Regions from separate parts of the Homo sapiens genome. Here region 1 is linked to region 2. Evidence: chromatin contacts called from ENCODE Hi-C or POLR2A ChIA-PET data. All regions are on one chromosome and are shown on one strand. The core of a region is the stretch at or near the end of the contact, and the rest is flanking DNA. Distances in the headings are between cores, read along the strand shown. Region 1 has its middle 17 kb from the start of SERTAD4-AS1. Region 2 holds the start of SYT14 (synaptotagmin 14).

Region 1 (2,929 bases), core at 133-2,632, 310 kb after region 2:
GATCTCATGATTGGCAACATTAGTTGCCATTTGAGCCAGCTGAGAGAGGCAGTGGGAAGCCAGGACACCTCAGCCTGCCCAGGGAGGTCTAGGCTGGCCATCTCTAAACCTTTGTCCTCTCAGAGTTTGGAAAACCAGCAGCTGGAGTAGATATTTTTATTTCCCAATCAGTAGAATTTTAACCAGTTAAGATGATCAATTAGAATTCTCAACCAGCCCAATCTTGACCTAGCTGGTTTTAGGCAAGATGACTTAATGCACAAGGGACATCTCTATCTAGAGATGGTATTGGTCCCTGCACAGAAAGAACTCTTAAAGAAATTCTGGGGCCATTTATCTGGGTGTTTTAAGTGATGAATAAAGAAATACATACTAGGAAGAATCCTGGGATGGAATTTGTACGAATTAATTGATTTCTAACACTTGTTCTTATTATAGATCCAACAAAGCTTACCTCAATCTTTTAAAAATGTCCTGTTTAGGCCAGGCACGATGGTGCACACCTTAATCCCAGCACTTTGGGAGGCCGAGGCAGGAGGATCGCTTGAAACCGGGAGGTGGGGGTTGCAGTGAGCCTGCAGTCCCCACCACTCTGGAGGCTGAGGCATGAGAATCGCTTGAACCCCAGAAGCAGAGGTTGCAGTGAGCTGAGATTGCGCCACTGCACTATAGCCTGGGTGACAGAGCAAAGAGCAAGAATCTGTCCAAAAAATAAATAAATAAATAAAAGAAGAAGAAAGCAAAAAGAAAGAAAGAAGAAGAAAAAGAACAAATCATAACTCTTCATTTATTTGCTTAGAGTCAATCTATTGTATTGATTTCTGGTCAAATGACTGCTGTTTCTTAACCACAAGATTATAACCAACTTAGTGGTGAGAACTAGATTAGGAGTTAGGAAACAGAGTCTTGCCCAGGTTTGCCACTCACTAGCTGTCTAACCATGAACAAGCTCCTTCACTTCTCTGGATCTTGATTTTCCATCTGTCAAATGATGAGGCTGGATTCAAAGGGCCTCTAAAAGATTGTTCCCTTCTAACCTTCTCTTCTGATTCTAACAATTCCTGATTCTAACAATCAGGGATCTTTCTGAAGATGTTCACTTGAGTTTTCTGCATGTCACCCTTTCCTTTCCTTCCCTTCCCCAGAATGCCTTTTTTCCCTCCCAGTGAAACTGAGAAACTGCTTCTGGATCTTTCTTTAAGAACACATCTCTGAGTTTTCCTGTCCCAAATGATTGTTTTCTGCATATGGCGGCTAATCTATTGTCTTCTGTAATATACATTCCTCCGGATAGGCCATGCTTCCCCATTCTCACTGCAGTTCCTCTGCCCCTCCCCCTGGAGTGCTCCTGCCCCCGCCTCCTTTAGCCGATTAGCTCCACACACCCGGAGCCAGCCAGGCACAACGCGGCTCCCCCTGGCACAAGACTGTCCTCGCCTTCAAGCAACCAGCCTGTCTGCACCATGCAGGCAGGAGATCCGTGAACCCTCTTCTCTCTCATTCTTATGCGTAATAAAATAGCGGACTTTCCCCCTTCTTTTTATGAAGACAGTTCTTGCAGCTGTGACTATAACTGTTTTTTTTTTTTTTTTAAATACCAGCCAAGATTATGGTCCCATAACCCAATTAGTGTCATTTGGTTGTGGTCCAAGGGCTTCCCCTGCACGAGTTTTAATTTGGGGATCCCCGGAGGCTGCACTCCACATCTGTAGCCGGCCTGTTCTTCCTCTCCCCTTATTTGCTCGAGGTTTATGGGAGGATTAGCTGTGTGGTCTGGGAGGCGGCTGCTTCTCTTTCATCCTCACGGCTCTCGAGCCGCGGAGGAGCCTTTTACTTTTCATCATCAAGCCCTGGCACCTGGAGGGCGGGCAGCCCTAGCGACTGGAATGAATCAGAGGATGCCCTGCAGGCCCCGGGGGGCGCGGCCCTGCAAGCATGGGGGAGGGGAGGACGGGGGAAAGGCTGCTTATTGGGCTGCTCAGCACCCGGCCAGACTGCGCTGTGCTGGGACGGCGAGGGGGTGGTGAGGAGGGCAGCCGCAGTGTGAGGTGGCCCCCCCCCGCCCCGCCCCCACTCCCTGGCTGGCGAGGGCTGGCAAGGGCTCCGGGCGCTCATTGTGCAGGCAGCTGGCACCAGCTGGGAAGGGGAATTAGCATAACAAAGAGCCGGAGCGAGCGCGGCGCGGCCCGGCGGGGGCTCTGCCGAGCGCCCCGGGCTCGGAGGAGCCGCGCTGTCAGCGGCTGTGGCGCGCTCGGGCCTCCTGGCCTGAGACCCTCGGAGCAGCGGGGCCCGGCCCCCAGCGGGCGCGCTCTGTCTGGGTTCCGGCCGCAGGACTCGCCCGGAGAATGCAGTGGGTGTGGGTGTGTCCGGGACAGCGTGAATGGGCGTGGGTGTGTGTGTTCGGGTGAGTGTGGGTGCCCGTGTGTCCAAGCGTGCGTGTAACCGTGTCCCTGGGCGTGGGAATGCGGGTGTGAAGGGGTCACCTGCACACGGGTGGGGACCCGCCAGCCCTCTTCCCTTCCGCCCCAGGAAGGCCTCTTTGTTTATTTCTTTCCGGAGACCGCGGTGGTTCTTCAATCACCAGTTCTCAATCCTGATTGCACCTCGGAGCCCCCTTCGGGAGCTTTTACAAAACCCTCAGGCCTGAGCCCTACCCCAGAGGCTCGCGATGAATTGGACTCTGCTGAGGCCCCCAGCGGATGTTTCTTCAGACGTCCGCGTGGATTCCGACATGCGGCGTGGTTGGGAACCGCCGAGTACCCACTCCCACTGTCCCCAGCCCTGCTGCCGACCCTGGACGCCAGCGAGCGCCAAGGAGACCGGGGCCGGCTTGGCCTCGGGTTTAGGGCCTGGAAGCTTATCCTTCGCCTTCACTGGTTGAGGTCAAGTGCACATTCCCCCGACACTAGCGCTGGGTCTTAGGCTACCG
Region 2 (3,103 bases), core at 318-2,817:
TAAAAGTTTGAACAATTGGGTTACTCAGAACTAGCCAGAAACCACAACTTACAACTGTGGTGTCAAGTTCAGATCAATGTCTTGGAGTTCAAGACTGTTTTAAGGGAGGCTGCCTGGGGAAAATGTCATTAAACATTTTACCCGAATCCTCTAGATGTCCATCATAAACTCTCTCATGGAGCTTTCCTAAAGTATAGGCATTTTAATGTTTCCTGAGTAAAACAGTATTTTCTTTGATCCTTCAATAACAATTCTTGCTTGTAGCCAGTTTTCAGCACAGTGCCGGCTTCACAGATACTCACTGAACTAAAGAAAATGGTAAAGGATGAATGTCTATTGAGCATAAAATGCGACTGAGGGAGAGGTTATATAAAAGCAATGGAAGACAGTTTCTGCTCTAGATTTACAGTCCAACCTTACTTACATAAGTGTAAAATATTTTCTTCTTTGTTTCAGTCCCTAATATAGCTATTTTGCTCTAGGAATTAGCATTTCCTCCACAAGAGAGAATCACTAAACTCCCTATTTCTCAATGTTGTTTATGCCGTTGATTGTCCAGGTTCTCAAATTACTAAATGAAGTTGAGAGTTGGGTAAATGGTTGAGCGGTTCAAGTATCTTAAGTAAAAACTAAGTGGCCAATTGTTGTTGTGCTCAGGGTTGGCCTGGGACTGTTCACAATGGTCACAGGTTTACAAATTTTTAAAAACCTGCGTGTGACATGCTTTCCAGGTCCTTTGTCAAAACGTCCGTCTGACCCTGACTTTTGTGTGGCTTCAAATGTGCGTTTGCAATGTGTAGACAAATTCCAACTCAGAGTTCCAAGAGGTAAGCCAAGCTCTGTGTGGCAGCAAGGCTTATCAAGAGCGAGGCTAAGGGGTGAAGTGAGTGTGTGTGTGTGTGTGTGTGTGAGAGAGAGAGAGAGAGAGAGAGAGAGAGACCACTGCTGTGCTCAGGATTCCTCTCTCCTTTTTGCTTTTTGCCAACTAGCTGTTTCTCCACAGCGGAGATCTGAGACGAGTATGTGGCTGATTCGGGCAAAACAAAACAAAATAAAACCAAACGAAACCAAAACAGACTTACTATTACCAAATCTGAGAGTCAGTGGGTGGGAATCCTTTTCAACCAAGGAGACCTGTCCATGGTCCTGACCACATCATTTGCCACTCGCCTCCTTCATGGACACCGTTTGCTCCAAGTACCGGACGGGAGGGCGCCCGGCGCCAGGAAGCTTGGGCTTGGGCCCCCACACGAGCTCGGCGCGCTTCGGGCGGGTCTCGGGCGCGGGCCCGTGGCTCTCCGGGCCGGGCACCTGTTTCGAATCGAGGCGCGAGGCGCGGTGGGGCGGTGGGGTGGGGTGGGGTAGGTTGGGGTGGGGGCGGGGTGGCGTCACGTGCCAGCGGCGGCCCCGGGAAGGTTCCATTTCTTCCGCGGCCCGCACTCGCGGCGCTCGGGGCCCCTCCCTCGCCCCGCCCGCGGCGCCCCTCGCGGCCGCACAGCCGGGCGACTCCGGGCCGGGCCCCGCCCCTCTCGCTGGCGGACTCAGCGCGTCCTCCGCCAGCCCTCGCGTCTGCTGCCCCCGCCATCCAGTTGGTGCGGTCCATGGCGAGCGCATCATGGCGATTGAAGGTAAGTGGAGGCTGACAGCGGGGAGCGAGGACCGGGACCACCCAGCTGGCGGGGGGCTCGGAGGTGCGCCGGCAGGCCGAGGCGCTGACGGGGCCGCCTCCTGTGGTCTGGAGCCGGCTGAAGACGCGCGGGGGTCCTGGCCGCGTCTCGGGAGGCGGGTGGGCGGAGCGGCGCCGCTGGGACGCCGGGCCCGACTGGCTCGCTCGCCCCGGCCTTCGTGGTTTTGCCGGCCTCCCGGCGGCCGCACGCGGGGCAAAGCGGGCTGGCGGGCAGGTACAGCGTCCGGGCCGCCGCCTCCTGCCGGCCGCGCGGAGTGGAGGTCGGGGTGAGGCCCTGCAGACCCCACGGGACGGGCTGGGAGGAGCGAGGGGCCACGGGGGGCTCAGGCTGCCCTTTCTTTTCTTTCCCCGGCCGCGGCAAACCATCCTTCCGCAATACCCACCTTCCTGCCAAACTGAGAGTCCAGTTTTTTGTCCCATTCCTAACCCTTCCCTGTGCCCGCTCGGGCTGATGCTGGGTTACACTCTCTGCCCGTTCCCCTTCTGTTTGCTGTTGTAGGGGGTCCAGGAAATTTGGGGTTAGGTTAATTTCCTCCTCAAGTGGTTTTGTTCCCCGCCAACACTCAAAACTGTTTTTCTCCATGAAAAGAAGTAAATAACGTCTTTACAACAAGCACACATTCTTAGAATCCTGCAAATACCAGTCTATGAAGTGTTATAGTGCCACAATGCTCATATTTCGAAAAACAGCTTAATAAAAATTAAGTTCCTAGATAAGGTAGTTGACACTAAAGTGTATTTTTCTCTTGTTCCAGAAACATGTAACTGGGACCAAGTGTCTATATTTTGCCTTGTTTTTAAGGAAGAGATTGTGAGAATTAATTTCACACGTCTAGGATATTTATGTGAAAGATTACATCTTCCAGGCCCTGTCTCTTAGATTAACTCAAACAGTGAAAGTAATTTGTAAATTTTCCCTGTGTGTGTATATTCATCTGTGCAGCTGTGCAAGGTACCTATAGCTATATCATTATTTCTCTACATTGAAAGTGTGTTCCTAAGTAAAACTTTTTAAAGCGTTTCCCTTCTAAGTGATCAATCACTGGTAGTATGCATCTCTGGGGACTTCTTTTTGTCGGATCATGTGGACTCCAAAGTAGAGTTAGCTGTGTGTTTACATGTAGCTTATTTATTTAAGAGAGGGAGTACCTATTGTATGCAAGACACATTCAGACAGTTTCAAATGTCTGCTTGAGTTAAAATGGTGGGGAATAAGATCTACCTATAATCTATGATGTTCCTGTTATCTGCAGCAGTACTTTCAACATTTGTTTCCCTCACTGTCCTTTTACCAAAGGTTAAAAATCAAGAAACCAAACCCACTGATTTATGTTGTGTACTTTATTTTCCCAACTAGTTTGTGGTAGAGTTTCTTGTGAAGCCGTGAAACTCTACCACACTACCACACTACCACAC

What was found. A loop is a pair of places that touch in the nucleus more often than their neighbours do. ChIA-PET counts read pairs that join two places held with the same protein, here RNA polymerase II (POLR2A). Pooled maps may share reads with other maps.
Region 1: a loop to region 2 is called in a pooled map, with 1.9 times the contacts of the local background. The contact joins the enhancer-like site here to the promoter of SYT14 in region 2. A Hi-C loop is called at or near these places in 2 of 50 pooled maps. POLR2A ChIA-PET finds 5 or more read pairs at or near these places in 3 of 52 experiments (Panc1, T-cell and WTC11).

The regions. Positions count from the first base shown.
Region 1 is chr1:210,249,454-210,252,382 of GRCh38, forward strand. No RefSeq gene overlaps it. Among named protein-coding and RNA genes, the nearest start is that of SERTAD4-AS1, 17 kb to the left of the region's middle. RefSeq lists an enhancer at 1,915-2,470. Within about 2 kb of position 1,383, at least 10 of the 41 ENCODE cell types and tissues checked have a DNase peak (open chromatin) inside an H3K27ac peak, as active enhancers do.
Region 2 is chr1:209,936,650-209,939,752 of GRCh38, forward strand. It overlaps SYT14 (synaptotagmin 14), which reads left to right and starts at 1,568. Exons shown (of 9, transcript NM_001146262.4): 1 at 1,568-1,628. The coding sequence starts at 1,616. RefSeq lists a silencer at 1,015-1,309.